Linked DNA regions of Mus musculus: all the other regions are linked to region 2. Evidence: chromatin loops called from intact Hi-C (ENCODE). Cell type or tissue: left cerebral cortex. All regions are shown on one strand.

Evidence for each region. Hi-C counts contacts between places; a loop is a spot of excess contacts. Peaks named below come from ENCODE experiments on the same cell type or tissue, not always from the same donor. Only the 100,000 strongest peaks of a DNase experiment are listed, where the experiment ranks them.
Region 1: a loop joins it to region 2, with 2.3 times the contacts of the local background. A loop is called at or near these places in 2 of 42 quality-filtered maps.
Region 3: a loop joins it to region 2, with 2.0 times the contacts of the local background. A loop is called at or near these places in 3 of 42 quality-filtered maps.

What each region holds. Positions count from the first base shown.
Region 1 is chr16:44,666,801-44,671,800 of GRCm38, forward strand. No RefSeq gene overlaps it. Among named protein-coding and RNA genes, the nearest start is that of Gm30311, 9.3 kb to the left of the region's middle. RefSeq lists an enhancer at 4,482-5,000. In left cerebral cortex, no CTCF peak of the experiment used is centred here; a DNase peak (open chromatin) is centred at 2,900.
Region 2 is chr16:44,561,935-44,566,934 of GRCm38, forward strand. No RefSeq gene overlaps it. Among named protein-coding and RNA genes, the nearest start is that of Boc, 5.6 kb to the left of the region's middle. In left cerebral cortex, no CTCF peak of the experiment used is centred here; no DNase peak of the experiment used is centred here.
Region 3 is chr16:44,678,243-44,683,242 of GRCm38, forward strand. No RefSeq gene overlaps it. Among named protein-coding and RNA genes, the nearest start is that of Gm30311, 21 kb to the left of the region's middle. In left cerebral cortex, no CTCF peak of the experiment used is centred here; DNase peaks (open chromatin) are centred at 707 and 2,689; H3K27ac peaks cover 299 bases.

The sequences.
Region 1 (5,000 bases), 100 kb after region 2:
CCCAGATTTCATGAAAGGGGCCATGCATTAACACAGGGCCCCACGTCCCAGCAGCCTCCAGCTGTAGCCAGGTTTATGTTTCATACTTTAAAAAGAGAGAGAAAATCAACTTTTTTCAGGAATGTAGACACGTGGCCTATTCTTTGGGGTTGGCAGGGATTGGGGGATGGGGATTGGGGGAGAGGGAAGGTCTGGGGGCGGGGGGGGGGGGGGAGAAGAGGCTGAGGGAAATGGCTAAGTACAGAACCAAAGAATAACAGGGACATGTTTGCAAAACTAATACTCATAGGGGTTCTGGGATTTTTCCCCCTTTTTTTCAAATATTCACATTGTTACCTAGGTCCCGATGAGCCAGCCGTAGTCTTTGCAAAATGCATTTGGTTGTTTGGAACCAAGCTAGAAAGAAAATAGCAGAGATTTAAGAAGAGGAGAGCTCACCTCAGGGAGCAATTGAGCATGTCTTAGGACATGTGACAGCGTGACAGATGGCCCCCTCTAGAATCTCCTGCTCTAGCAATGATTAGATGACATTTAGGTGGAATGCAAACGTCCAACTGGGGGAAATGACCATTCCCGGGATGGACAGGAAGGAGCCATGTGAACTAAGCCGTAGCCATCACAACACAACAAAGATGCTGGGACTTATTTTCCCAGGATGGAAGGCTACAGGGTGGAGACTTAGATGAGAATGGAGGGCCAGGCCCAGGGTGGGTGGGTCCAAGAGGGACTGGGGCTTTGATAGAAAGAACAAAAGGGTTTTCTGTATCCTGTGAGATACAGCGAAATGTGTCGTTGTCCAATCTCACCTCCCTCCCAGCTCCCACACCCTTGTGCATTTCACAAGAAAGAGGATCTAACTCAGGTTTCTTGACCAAAAGGAGGCTAGAGTGGAGTTGGCGTAGACTTCAGAAATTGCAAGGATGTGTTTCTTTAATTAACTTCTAATTCCTGTGTGCCCAAAACTGAAGTACCAGCAAAGGCTGACAGCAACTAGGCCTAGGCTTCACCAATTGGTTGGATCAGGATGTGCTTGCTGGTGTGTGTGTGTGTGTGTGTGTGTGTGTGTGTGTGTGTGTGTGTGTGTGTACAAGTTCTGTATATGTATATGGAAAGGAGAGGAAGTGAATAATTTATATTGCAATGGTTTGCTGAACCCCAAATCTCAAATTTGAGTGAAGCGTTGAAAAGGGGAGGAAATCATACTTCCTTCTTACACATGTCTCTTTCTCTGACTTGTCTGTCTGTCTCTATCCCTTCTGCTCCCTTTCGTTCTCTTTCTCTCTCCCTCCCCACTTTCCCCTCTTCAGAGTCTAGTTGAGTGCCTAGCACCCGAGAGGTTTGCTGAAGGTGACACTGTGCTGTAGGCTTCGCTAGCATGCACAGACAATTACAAAGACTAGGGGTCCTTCTCTGGCCTTCTTTTGTCTTGCTGCAAGAGAGGGAGTCATGAAAGGCTTCTCTCACCTACCTCTCCTGAAAGAATCTGTAAGACTTCCACGGGAGAGGTTCCCGCTCCATGCCTGGAGAAAAGGAATAGAAACCGGAAGCCACCAGAAGATCCTGAGCAGGCAGGCCTGGCTGGTGTCACTCAGCTGGAACCATTAGACCATAATCCAGGGACATTCCTTATTAAATACAAATATTCAGATGATTTTTCCATGAGTGTTGGGTCTTCATTTCTCAAAGCCCCTGTGCCACGTAATGCCCAAGTTCAATTTATTAGAATTTTTTCTTTTGAATCTGCTTTTTGTTATATGATATCAGTCATGGCTTTCACCCACCTTCCTTCCTTCCTTCCTTCCTTCCTTCCTTCCTTCCTTCCTTCCTTCCTTCCTTTGTTCCTTCCTTCCTTCCTTCCTTCCTTCCTTCCTTCCTTCCTTCCTTCCTTTGTTCCTTCCTTCCTTCCTTCGTCCTTCCCTCCCTCCCTCCCTCCCCCCTCCCTTCCTTCTTTTCTTCCTTCCTTGCCTCCTTCCATGTTGGGTATTGGATCCTTAAAAGCAAAACAGGGCAGTAACTATACCTTCAGGCTCTCTTCAGATTACTTTTGCACACATGATTTTCAGCCTTTTAAAAACTTTATATTTATTTATATATGTATTTGTGTGCATGGGTGCCGTATGTGTTCAAGTACCCATGGAGGAAAGAAGACAGCATCCGATCCCCTGGGGCTGGAGTTACAGTCAGCCACAAGCCTTCTGGTGTGCATGCTGGGAACAGAATGTGGGTCCTCTGGAAGAGGAGTACATGCTCTAACCACTGAACAATCTCACCAGCCCCAATCAACTCCAGGTGGTCTCTCTCTTCTCTGGCCCTTAGACAGCCTTGTCGCAGGAGAAGGAAAATGCCAGGTTCCCTGACGGCATCTCAAAGCAACACAGCGTGGTCTGCTCTTCTCTATGCTCTCCCTGACAAGGAATCCATCTACACAAAGCCTAAGTTAGGAGCTGCTTTTGCTGACAGAGAGTGCAGTGCAGTTGGCTGGAGCCTCATGGTCAAATGGGATGGGAGGGTCCTCTGGGTCTTAGAGTCTGGGGGTATGAAGGGACAAGAGGCTAGAGGTAGGAGAGAAAGAAGCTGTCCTGGGTTCTGGGTCGTGAGATGCTGTCTGTGACAAGTGTAACGGTTACTGTCAGATGCCCTTCATCTGCTGGTCACTCCAGATTCAGTCCTCTCATATTTCCTTGCTTTCCACACCCTACCTTGTACCTTTGTACAGCACATGTCCAGCCTCTTTGGTTGCCACAAACCATTTGCATTCTGAGCAGACCCTTGCTGCTCTCCAAGGCTCTCGCCTCCTGTTCTTCACCTACCTCAGTGGTTCTATAACTGCTATCATATGACTCAGAGACTCCCAGCAGTTTTAAGATATAGGCTTCTAGGTCCCACCCTAGCGTCTAGAGGCTCACTAACTCTGGAGTGGGAGGTGGATTTGCATGTTTAGAGTTTTGAGAGGGTGGTGGTTGCTACTGGAAAGACTAAGTCAGATCCATTGGTCATCCTTGCTTCAGACTCCCTCATTGCAAGCACATCCTGCCATTTATTTAGCTTGGTTCCTGTCAAGCTTGTTGGATGCTTTAAGGATCTTCACAACATCCCTGTGGTGAAGGTATTGCTAATAGTCTCATTCCAAGAGGGAAAAAAATGAAGAAAGAGAGCTTATGTATCCAGTGGAATGTAAATGATGGAGCCAGTCATCACTGACTCCAAAGCTTGGGTTTTAATGACTCTACCATGCCTGTATTAACTGCTAAAGGCCCCCACTCTGTCTCCTCTAGACAATGCATGTCTCAGATTATCTATATTAGAATCCTTGGATTTTGTGAGCCTGGCGTACTTTCCTTCTGCACCAACCTCTCCCAAATTTCTCTTGGCTGCTGGCTAAATACCTTAAGAGAAAACAGGCATTTCATATCCACCAAGACTTTCAGACCTTTGCAGAGAAAGTCTATTCTGACTTGGAAAAGAAACCTGAAGATGGAAATTTTTTTTTTAAAGAAAGGCAGTTCTGTTGCTTCCAATAATGGATAGTAACACAAATGAATGGCGGAAGGAACAGATCCAAGAATTCCTCTCAGACTTCACAAGTAAACAAACGTGGCTCATCTACACAGAAGCAACGGCACCTCAGATTAGAGGCTGTCCATACATAAGATATCTGCCGCTGATTCTTAGGGGTTCGATAAAGGGTTACAATACTGTATTTGGATTACACAAGCATTGGGAGCATCCTGACTCCCTGACTCACAGTGCTTGGTTTCTGGATCCAGACTTTGATCTCTCAGGAGAGACTTGGAAGTCGAAACCCAAAGTGATAGGTGGGAGCAAAATTCACTGCATACCAGGCAACCCAAGGTTTGCTTTCTCTTTTTCCTTTCCTTTCCTTTCCTTTCCTTTCCTTTCCTTTCCTTTCCTTTCCTTTCCTTTCCTTTCCTTTCCTTTCCTTTCCTTTCCTTTCCTTTCCTTCTTTCCTTTCCTTTCTTCTTTCTGTTTGTTTTTGAGACAAGGTATCTCTGTGTAGCCCTGGCTAACCTGGAACTCAATCTGTAGATTTCTGGTCTCAAATTCAGAAACTCTCCTGCCTCTGCCTCCTGGATTCTAGGATTAAAGGCCTGTGGCACCACTGCCTGGCTAAGGTTTGATGTTCAATAAAATCAGCATACTGATCAGGTGGTTTCCCTCTGCAAGGGTTGCTACACTAACTGGACGTTTACTTAAGATAGTTGTTGTTGATTCTTTGTTTTATTTTGTTCCCCTCCAGAAACTTTAGAAGAGTTCACTTGTAGAATCCAGGGAATCTCAAACATAAAAATGTTCTTGCTCTTAAACTGATTCTCCTCTCTCTTTCTTCGACCAATGTTTTGTTTCTGACATTAATTCTATGTTTTAGGATTTAGGAAGCTCTGACGGCTGTGGGGAGAGAATGGGGCTTTTGGGAAGTGAGGCCCACCAGAGTCCTCAGACACTCCAATGGTTCCTGTGCTAGTTCCTCCTCAGACTCGCTTGTACTCTAGTCCAAAACGCCAATTTCCCAGGTTCTTTTAGAGACCACTTAAGAAGCCGGACATCAGCATGCAAAAACAAACAGAGGCAAACAAAACCGGCTCCTGGGGTGCTTTTCCTGTGACAGGGTGGTGTGGAAAAACCACTAGATGAGGGCTTTGCCGAGCAACTCAGGAAAGAATATATTTAGCTAAGGGAAAAAAAAGTTAGGACACGTCAAATGTATGGGCGTTTGTCCCTTCCTAATTAGAGTGAACTGTGGGTGACAACCCTAGGATTTAGAGAACAAGTGTTAGCCAGTTAGCACAGCCCAGGCCAGCCCATAATGGCCTGGCTTCACCCTCTCTCCACCTTGTGTGAAGGGTCACTGCCAGGCCATCTCTTTGCCTGTTGGCCTAAGAAACCCCAGACAAGGGAGTCCCATTCACTCCCCCTGGGCTTTTCCAGGCAGGGTGGCTGGCCTTCTCTGTCCTAGGCTGCTCCTTGGCTGCTAGAACCCG
Region 2 (5,000 bases):
ATGTTGCATCACTGCCATTAGGTCAGAGTGCAGTGAATAACACTGCTCCCCTTTTGATGACCTTCAGGCACCCCTAAGTGTTATACAACCTGAGGACTACTTAGTTACAGAGAGTTCCTGTGGGAGATTGTGCAGGGAGAACTATTGTGGAATAGACAGAAAGTGACAGGGAGTTGACTATTTATCCCTTCATTTTCATATGAATTTGTGTTCTTGATTACAAACTGTGTGTACTGAAGAACATTCAGACTGCAGAAAACCTCAGCAAGGGCGACATCACAGGAAATCTGCCACACAAGAACAACGTTGTTATAGCACAGTTGAGTGGTTTTGGTCTTAGTCATTTTCTTTCTTTCCTGTTTTGTTTCTCATCAATATGTATTTCACACTGAGTATATGATTTTCACTGAGTAAAAAAATAATCAGAGACATTCATTCAAAATTTGTACAGTTTTTCTTATGCACTTGATAATTCAGGCAGAAGCTAGCTCCTTTATTGATTTGTCTATGGCCGAATATCTTTCCAAATTGAGTCTGTTGCTTTTTAAGTTTAACAATCTAACATGATTAATTTTCTCATGATCTGAATCATTTTCAAAGTTTGATTTCAAAAGTACTGTTGCATCAAAAAGGGCTTTTTTTTTTCAGTCATTCTATTTTTATCCATCTCAGTGGCTTCATTTACATTGTCATCCTGCATGGCAGATGGCTAAACATCTTACCATAAATCTGTATGATTCAGCTTATTTTCTAAACATGAATTTCTAGATGAAGGAATTTTGGATTATTGGATAGGATACACTTTCTAAATGCTCTCACTAGTATTAAAACATTGAACTCCACGAGGTCAGTATTCATTTTCAACACTCTGGTTATATGAAATAAAGCAAGCAAGCAAACAAACAAACCAATGATATCATTAAAAACAAAGCCCCAAGTGGAGACATGACTAAATTACCCAGTTAGGAGGATCGCACTCAACAAATAAGAAAAACAACTGTCAAGAATACACAGCAAAGACAACACTCGAGTGTGAGAGTTGATCAATGCTTACTTACTGTGGGAAACCTGGTTATATTTATGATCATGTTTAACCTTTCAGCATCCTTCTAAGAAATATGCTAATAACCCCTGAACACGTTCCTTGCCCAGTCTCTGTGATGGATTTTGTGTTTGTTCAGAATCTCCATAACAACTTTCTGTGTAGAATTGATCTCCATTTTACAGAGAAGGAAAATCAGGTAATTGGTCTATGATCTCTAACAACAAAGCGGTGGGTCTCATCCCAAGCTGTGCACCTCACTGTTATTTTCTTGCTGCTCTTTAGGCTGGCTGCTCCTTCTTGGAATAAGAATGGTTACATTTGGGACTGGAGAGATGGTTAAGAGTACTGGCTTTTCTTCCAGAGGACCCAGGCTTGGTTTCCAGGACCCACGAGACAGCTAGCTCACAACCTACTCACACCGCAGCTCACAACCATCTGTAACTCAGCTCCAAGGGATTGTATATACCTACCCTGGTCTCCATGGACACTGTGCCCACAGGTGGTGCATAGACATACATGCAGGCAAAACACTTACAAAAAATTAAGATAAATAAATTTAATAAGTATATTCTAAAAGAATGATATACTTAAGCTAGGTGTGGTAGCTTATGCCTATAATTCTGGCACCCTGGAGACTGAGGCAGGGGGATTAAGAGTTCTAGACCCAAACTAGCCTATGTAGTGAGAGCACTTCCAAAAGGGAAAGCACATTTCACAATGCTTGACACTTGCCAAGCCATTAAGGAATCTTTAATGGGCTTTCCAAGGAGATGCATCACAGTACATTCAAAGAACAAAAGTAATTTACTGAGTAAAAATAGCAAGAGTCTGAGAGTTGGGGTTGGAGAGATGGCTCAGTGGTTAAGAGTACTGGATGTTCTTCCTGAGGACCTGGGTTCAATTCCCAACACCCACATGACAGCTTACAACTGTCTGTAACTCCAGTTCCAGGGGATCTGACACAGCAACACATATACATGCAGTCAAAACACCAATGCATGCAAAAGAAACAAATCTTTAAAAAAAAAAAAAAAAGAAACACAAACAAGCAAACAACAACAACAAAATGAGTCTAGGAGTCACCAGAAGAGACTTGTGCTAAGACTTGTCCTGAGGCTTAAGCTAAGGCTGGAAGCTAGGTGCTAAAGTTCAGTCCTAACAGTAAGTAGGAAGCGGGTAGCGTGGACATTTGTATTCTCAACGGTAACATTTGAAGACATGCTTTGCCTTGGTATGAAGTGTTCGAGATGAACTACTCCTGAATTCATCCCGAGTTTAAAATTCTGGCTGCTGAATAGTATTTTAATCTGTTTATCTGTTTATTTCTTTTATTTGTTAAGGCATCACCAAAATACATTTTTAAAAAGTGCATAACTCGGGGGCTGGAGATGTGGCTGCTCTTCCAGAGGACTGGAGTTCCATTACCCACGTGGCAGCTCCCAGCTGTCTGTAACTCAAGTTCCAGTGGACCGGACCCTCTCACACGGACATGCAGACAAAGCACCAATGTACATAAAAATTTACAAATGGGTAACGTAGTCCATCATTTTGGAATTTAAAACCCGGCTTTCAGTTCCTCATCAGGTGTATGAATCAGCTTCCTGTCTACCCTGGGAAGAATGGCCCCGCTGGACAAGCTATGTGCTGGTTGTCTGACAAAATAAAGAATGATGAATGAATGTGTAAGGTTGACCTATGCAACAATTAGCAACCAGTGCACGACAGCATGTAATTAGAAGGTAAATTGCACGGTTCAGGAGAAATTACAGGTGAGCCTGGCATGGTGCCGCTCAATTCTCATACAAGTGGAACCTACTAGGGCTGACTTCTCTAGCCCTGGGCTGTCGACGCAGGGATCCATCCTATTGCCATGCGTTCTGTTGACATTAAGGGACTAACCTTCAGATTCCCCTACGGCTGCCTATGAACAAGGGGACCCTAGGGAAGGGTAGCATGCAGTAAAATGGAAATGACAGACTCAAAACAAATTTAGATTTTAATTTCATCTTCAGCAATCCTTGTGAGCAAAGACAGATGCCCTCTTTGAATGCCCGTATCTTTTGTGAAGGTTAGAAATAATACATATGGAGTATCTCTCCATATGTATACATATGTATTCATATACTTATAATACATATTAGTATCTGTCAGGCTATAACTCTAAATGAGTCAACCAGTATAGCTGTTTATGGCTAGTGCCTATTCTTACTGTTGAGTCCTTACGTTAATGCCCACTGTAACACTATATTTAATCAAAACCTTTGGTAGCCACTTTACAGAGAGCTGTTGTATTATTGGAAATTTGAGTCTGGGCTAGACAAACGGAAGAAAAGGTGGTGCATGAAAACCGTTTCTGTAATCCATCCTTGCATGCTTGATTTTGCGCACATCTTAAGCCCCACACGAACAAAATCTCTCTGTTAACCCCAGTCCCACTTTTCCAAGATATCGGATTCTCTGAAGCAAGCACAGCTCCCACTGAGTCCACACGGAAACCCCCACCTTCCCCAATGGCCTCCATCTGTTCTCCCCCGCCCCCACCCTGACATGTGAAGCTGAGAAACTTGGATCCTGGAGCTGCCCAGACTCCAGCTGTTTGATATTGTGTGGCAGCAACAGTAAAGAGGGCAGAGGCGAGAGATTCCAGATGAAAGCAAAACTCAAAAGAGAACCGGACTTCGGAGCATTGATACCAAGCTCAGTGGGTAACAGCCTCCGTTAAATTTGTTCAGTCAGCCATTCACCGGGGAAGAAGTTTCTCACACACCCCTTAAGGGTTTATAGCAAGGGGACGCTTCCTTGGAGAGAATCAATATACCCGGGACTGAGCAACGCGAAATCTAACGCCAAAGCCAAAGCTGCAGACTTGGAAACAGGTAGCTTGTTTGCTTGTTCTGCTTCAAGCATATAATTTCTTTCTCCTTCAAAAGACACTGGGGAGCCATTGGAACATCGGGCCACAGTAACAGAAAACCAACCATGCACCATAGACCTGTACCCTCTCCTACTTTCCCGCCCCTCACCCACAGGCAAAATTTAACAAATATTGAGCCCTGCCACCCGCTCTCCTGGGCATAAGGCAAGCTGGGCGGCCTCTTTGGACAGTGGTTAAAAGGTCTCTGTAATGCCTGTCAGAGCCACGAGGAAAGGAGGGAAGCATATCTCCCCCTAGGAATGAAAAATCATCCCTTCTTGTTTACCTTATGCTGGTTGGGTTTTCCAGCGAGGAAGTGAAGCCACTTCAGGCTTGGTGGCCCCATTTTAAGAAGCATGCAGCTCTCTTCTCAGGATAAGGAAGGACTAAGAGAACGAACCACAAAATCCAGCAATGCAGATTGCTCTCTCTCTCTCTCTCTCTCTCAAAGTATTAAAAAATATCACTTTCTCCTTCTCAAGCTCATTAAACTCATCAAACCTTGTTCCTATGATTTATCTGAGAGAGATAACAATGGACTCAGGAGCCGGGCGTTGGTGGCTTACGCCTCGGGAGGCAGAGGCAGGTGGATTTCTGAGTTCAAGGCCAGCCTGGTCTACAGAGTGAGTTCCAGGACAGCCAGGGCTACACAGAGAACCCTGTCTCGAAAAACCAAAAACAAATAAACAAACAAACAAAACCAAAAAACAATGGACTCAGGCATGTTCTTTTCTCCCAGGTTTTCTGAGACAGGGGCCAAGCACCCATCTGATTCAGCTCCATCAACTCTCCAAGCTGATTCCCCGAGTGGTCCACCCATTGTATCTTGTCCTCCCATTGTGTCCTCAAAGCACCAACCACACTGTCTTTCCTTCCTAGATGGCTCACTTCCTCTCTAGACTTAAACTGTTTCTCCTCTTCTCTACCATCTAACTTACCTTCAAGACGTTTCTGCAGCGTTGCCTCCTCTGGGAAGCCTCTATTCCCAACTGCCCCCATCCCAGCCTCCTACTGTCCAGGGAACTCTCCTTGCCTTTGTCT
Region 3 (5,000 bases), 120 kb after region 2:
TTGATCAGTAATCTTTCCAAAAGACTTGCTTGAGTTCTGCGAGTTTGTTTGTTTTGTTTTGTTTTGTTTTGTTTTGTTTTGATTTCTACAGGAATCTCACTTATCTGATATCCAAGAGTTACCTTCTAAAGATCCAGAGGCAAACCTTGCAGTGGATGCTGGATAATAAGAGTTATATCCTGGTGAGTAATGTCAAAATGCTGCATGAGAGAACATCATCTTTGCAGAAAAACTGAAATGCAGTTTTAGGAACAAGTTAGTGCTTTAAGAATAAAAGTGAGCATAAAAATATGTCTCTAGTATTTAAAAATCCCAAATCATTTATTTATTTTCGGATTTGAGACGTTTAATCTTTGTATGGATGCTATTTTTGAAATAAGGAACAAAGGCAGACAGTTAGGGCCATTAAGAAATAATAGGAATGAAAGCCAAAGCCACGAGTTTAGGGGCACCTCAGAAACAATTTTGTTATTTTGAAAAAAAGTAACTGTTTTTGAAAAATTCTGTTTTGAAAAATAACTTGAAATTCTTTAGTGGTTCCACCCTTTACAATTCCACGTGACTGCCATGGCCAAGGTAGAACTGACTCGTTAGTCACCGTGGCTCCATTCTCTGAAGATATGGGTATTTAAAGTACAAAAAGCCTTCAGGAGATAATTCTCTAAGCGGGTGCGGTGAGTCACCAGTTGACGTGGGATAATGGTGTAGGTTTTCTCAATTTCCTGTCTGGGATGAGAAGCTTCATTCCATAAACATCATCATTAATAGAAGAGGGAAAAATAGATGGAGAGACTTGAGACTGTCCAATGAGGAAGATCTGCTGTAGGATTAAGCTTGGGTGTCTACCCCAAGGACGAAGTGGTAGAAAGTTCGCCACATTTGATTATGAAGTGGGCTTTTGTAGCCTTTTTTTTTTTTTTTTCTGAACCTCTGGAATAAAGAGGGTTGATTTGCGACGGAATCTCCAGAGCCTGCAGCCATATATTACAATATGTTGTAAATCCAGAGGGTACAATATAGATTTCACAGGGGGGCCCTGGGGTTAATTGAAATTCCATCTGTTTCTTCCATGTGGGTTAGACTCCTAAGACATGCTCACTCGGGATGAGATATAGGATTTACAAGCTTTTAATTTTTAGGCTGAAGTAGAAGTTCACCTAACTCTGCGCCTCCGTCCGTTTACATCCTACCTTCAATTTTAAAAAAAGAAGAAGAAAAAGAGAAGAAGAAGAAGAAGAAAAAAAAACCAGTTTAAAAGGCAGCCTGGCTTTATTCCCCTCACAGCTGCCCCTAGGCAGCCCCCCTTCCTTGCAGTGCATGCTGGGTAATGCCATGTATTCTTAGGTTTCCAATGGCTCCCATTACTGTCAATTAGTTACGGAATGCTACAGAGATTCATGCCTGACAGCTCGGGTAAAGGCAGGAGAAATGGGCTCAGTAGGGAGCGAGGGGCCTGATTCTTTTTTGTCCACAAGAAATACCTTTCTCAGCAAGGCTTTTAATGGCTTTCTCTTCTTTCTTTCCCTCTGCCCGGGCACACCCCGTGATCCCGAAACACACCATATACACATACACACATATAGTCATATGTCAGTGTGTTTGTGTGAGTATCACAGCAGACTGTGAAGGCTCTCGGGGCAGAAGGCTCTGAAGTAGCTGTACAGGTTCTTAGAGCAAGCCTTTACATCCCTACTTAGATCTTGCTCGGGATTAGATTCCTGACTCAGGTCTCTTCAGGTGTCTTGTTCCTAAGTGCTGCCTCGGCCTCCGGCCTCAGTCTTGCTTGCTATTGTTTTCCTTGGCAGCTCTCTGACTTATAAAGGAGAAGCACAGTCTAGCCACAGATCCTGGTCAGAGACCCCTGCTGCTTTGCTTGGAGTTTGGGGCAGCGAATTCTCCTGACCATCCTGACCACTCCCATGACCCATGACTTCTTTTTCTCCCTCTTTCATTTCTCCTCTTTTGTGGCATTCCTCCTTTCCCTCCTCAGAATCACAGAGATCATTGTACTTAGAAGATTTTTCTTTAACTCCTGGATCACCTTTTTCTCCCTTCCTATTCACCTAATGCTTATCATAACATAACATTTCCTGTTACTTTAGCATTCTCTCACCACATGCTTGGAACACCTGCCCTGGGTATTTGAATAGATTCTTCCCTCTCCTCAAATACATTTGAGCTTAAAAGCTGCCAAGATGGAGAGTTCTTCCTGTCCAAGGAGAGCTGAAGGTACTAGGATCCACAATTCATGCTCCGTTGTGTCTCCCAGGACTCCACATTCTCTCCACAGCCCAACTTATTGTCTAAAGCTGTATTCCTCATCTATATGTTGCCAGCCCATCTATTACAGCGAGTCTTCTTAAGACAAATGGCCATCTTGTTCAAGCAAACCACATCTAGGAATACCATCTGCTACAAGCAGGGGTTCAATGATGTGGCTTAAAAATGGATTAAAACATGTTTCCAGAACCCACATTGCTCCGGAAGAGTTTTCTTACTCTGAGTCTGCTGTCATTGCTCTTTTACATGAACACCGGGCCTTCCTCATGATTCAAAACAGAGAAAGGCTTAGGAAAGACCTGATAGGAAAATACCAGATGCTAATAGAAAACAATGAGCACAATGCTTAGAGTTGTCTGTTCATCCAGATGGAGATGAGAATGAGGATGGGCTAAAAATAGCAGGCGACGACACACTAGAGAAAAACACGGTCTGCAGCAATGTGTGCCTGGGTTATTCATAGTCTCAGTTCCTTCCTTCCTGAGGCCTGGCCTAGTGAGGGAGTCACTAAAGGCTGGAGTAGGGAGACAGTCCTATTCTGTCTCATCCAGCCATCTGTGAAAGGCAGAGTAGGGAGGCCCAAGAAAAGGGTACTGTGGTGGAAGAAGTTAGAGCCAGGTTGTAGAACGTAAGCCTTAGAGCCCAAGGGTTAAGCTGCAGGCTTTTATTTCCTGGGTATTGCAGTCAAGGAATTACTGGGAAGACCATATTCAGAAGAATTTGGCTGAAGACTGCCGCTACTTTATACTGTCAACACATCACCCCTGGCACGGTGCCTTAAGATTCCCGTAGAATCTTTAAGCTTCTTATTAATGATACCTTCTGCAGTGCATAGCCAATACCATCTCCTTAGCAAATCTGCTGTAGTTCCCTGTCCTTCAAACTTTAATATGCTGACAGATGACATGGCAGCTCACTAAACGGGTGATTCTGAGTAGGATTTTGAGACTCTACAGTTGGAAGTTCTCCAGAGATACCCTTGTCGCTGGTCCATTGACTCTCTAAGTAGTAAGACATCATCACTTCATCATCTTGTCCATACATAAAAGTGTAATGATGGATTGTCTTGAGCCTGAATTAAATAAGCAAAAGTCGATTGCCATATCTTTGTTTCTACAGATTAAAAAAAAAGACACCTGTTTATATCTATGGTCCATGCACCTTTTAAGGTAAATTAATCTAGGAGGTGCTGTGAAATAATAAACCAGCACATAGCCTAGATATAATAAAGATGTTTATCCAGTCTGTTTTATGTATAGACTTGAGACAGGAATTATTAAATGAGTTTTCCTCTCCAGTGAAGTTGCTTTTGCATGAAAAAAGTCAAATGTACTGAGTGATGAATGAGGTTGGTTGATCTTCTTAAGGTGAGGTGTGACGTTATCAGTGAGGCACATTCTATTTCCTAGTTGTATGGTGTGAGGGTTTATATATGCTCAGCCCAGGGAGTGGCACTATTTGGAGGTGTGGCCTTGTTGGAATAGGTGTGGCCTCATTGGAATAGGTATGTCACTGTAGGCTTGGACTTTAAGACCCTTATCCTAGCTTCCTAGAAACCAGTCTCCCACTAGCTGCCTTCAGATGAAGATGGGGAACTCTCAGTTCTACCTATACCATGCCTGCCTGGATGCTGCCATGGTCTTGCCTAAAAGATAATGAACTGAACCTCTGAACCTGTAAGTCAGCCCCAATTAAATGTTGTTCTTATAAGAGTTGCCTTGGTCATGGTATCTGTTCACAACAGTAAAACCCTAACTAAGAGATATGGGTTGAATAGTCATTTGTTCCTTGCAGTTCTTATGCAGCATTTATATGCCACTGTAATGGTATTAAGAGGTAGAATGTGAAAGAGGTGACTGGGCCATGTGATCTCTTACTTTGTTGGTGGGATTAAGGATGCTCTGCAGGACTGAGCTTGGTCTCCATCTCTCTTTGCTTTCTGCCATGTATTGCTCCAACAAGAAGGCCTTCAATAGGTGGCAACACCTTGATATTGGACTGTTTGCCTTCCAGAACTGTGAGGTAATGAATTTCTGCTCATTATCAGTTACCTCGTCTGGAATACAATGTTATAACACCACAGTTGGACTAAGGGAATTGGATCAGTTACTTCTCTATTGCTGTGATGGAACACCATGACCAAGACAACCTGTAAAAGAAAGTGTTTTATTGTGCTTATGGTACCACAGAATTAGAGTCCAAAATGATGGCAGAACAAGGGCACGGTAGCAGGAAGAGTTGAAAGCTTACGTCTTAAACTGCTAACAGGAGGCGAAGAACAAGAAATGGCAGCATGAGTTTTTGAAACCTCAAAGCCGACCCCCAGTGACACACCATCTCCAGTTAAGGTCACACCTCTTAATCCTTCCCAAACAGTTCTACCAACTGTGGAAGAAATATTCAAACATAGGAGTCTATGAGGATATTACCATTCAAACCACCACATTAACCAATAAACAGTATTTGTTTGGTAAGTACAACAGAATAATCACACCTGCCCAGAGTTAATGTCTATGGTTTGTGCTCCCATTAACATACAGGTTTGAGACTTAATTTATGGAGGTAAGTGACATTTATAAGGCCATGAAAATTCACAAGGGCACAGGTAGCATTTATGAATCATGAGCTGGGCACTAACTGGGGTGGAGAGAGCCCAGATTTCAAGAAACAACAAACAAACAAACAAACAAAACTCCCAAGACCCCAAACATTTTAACATA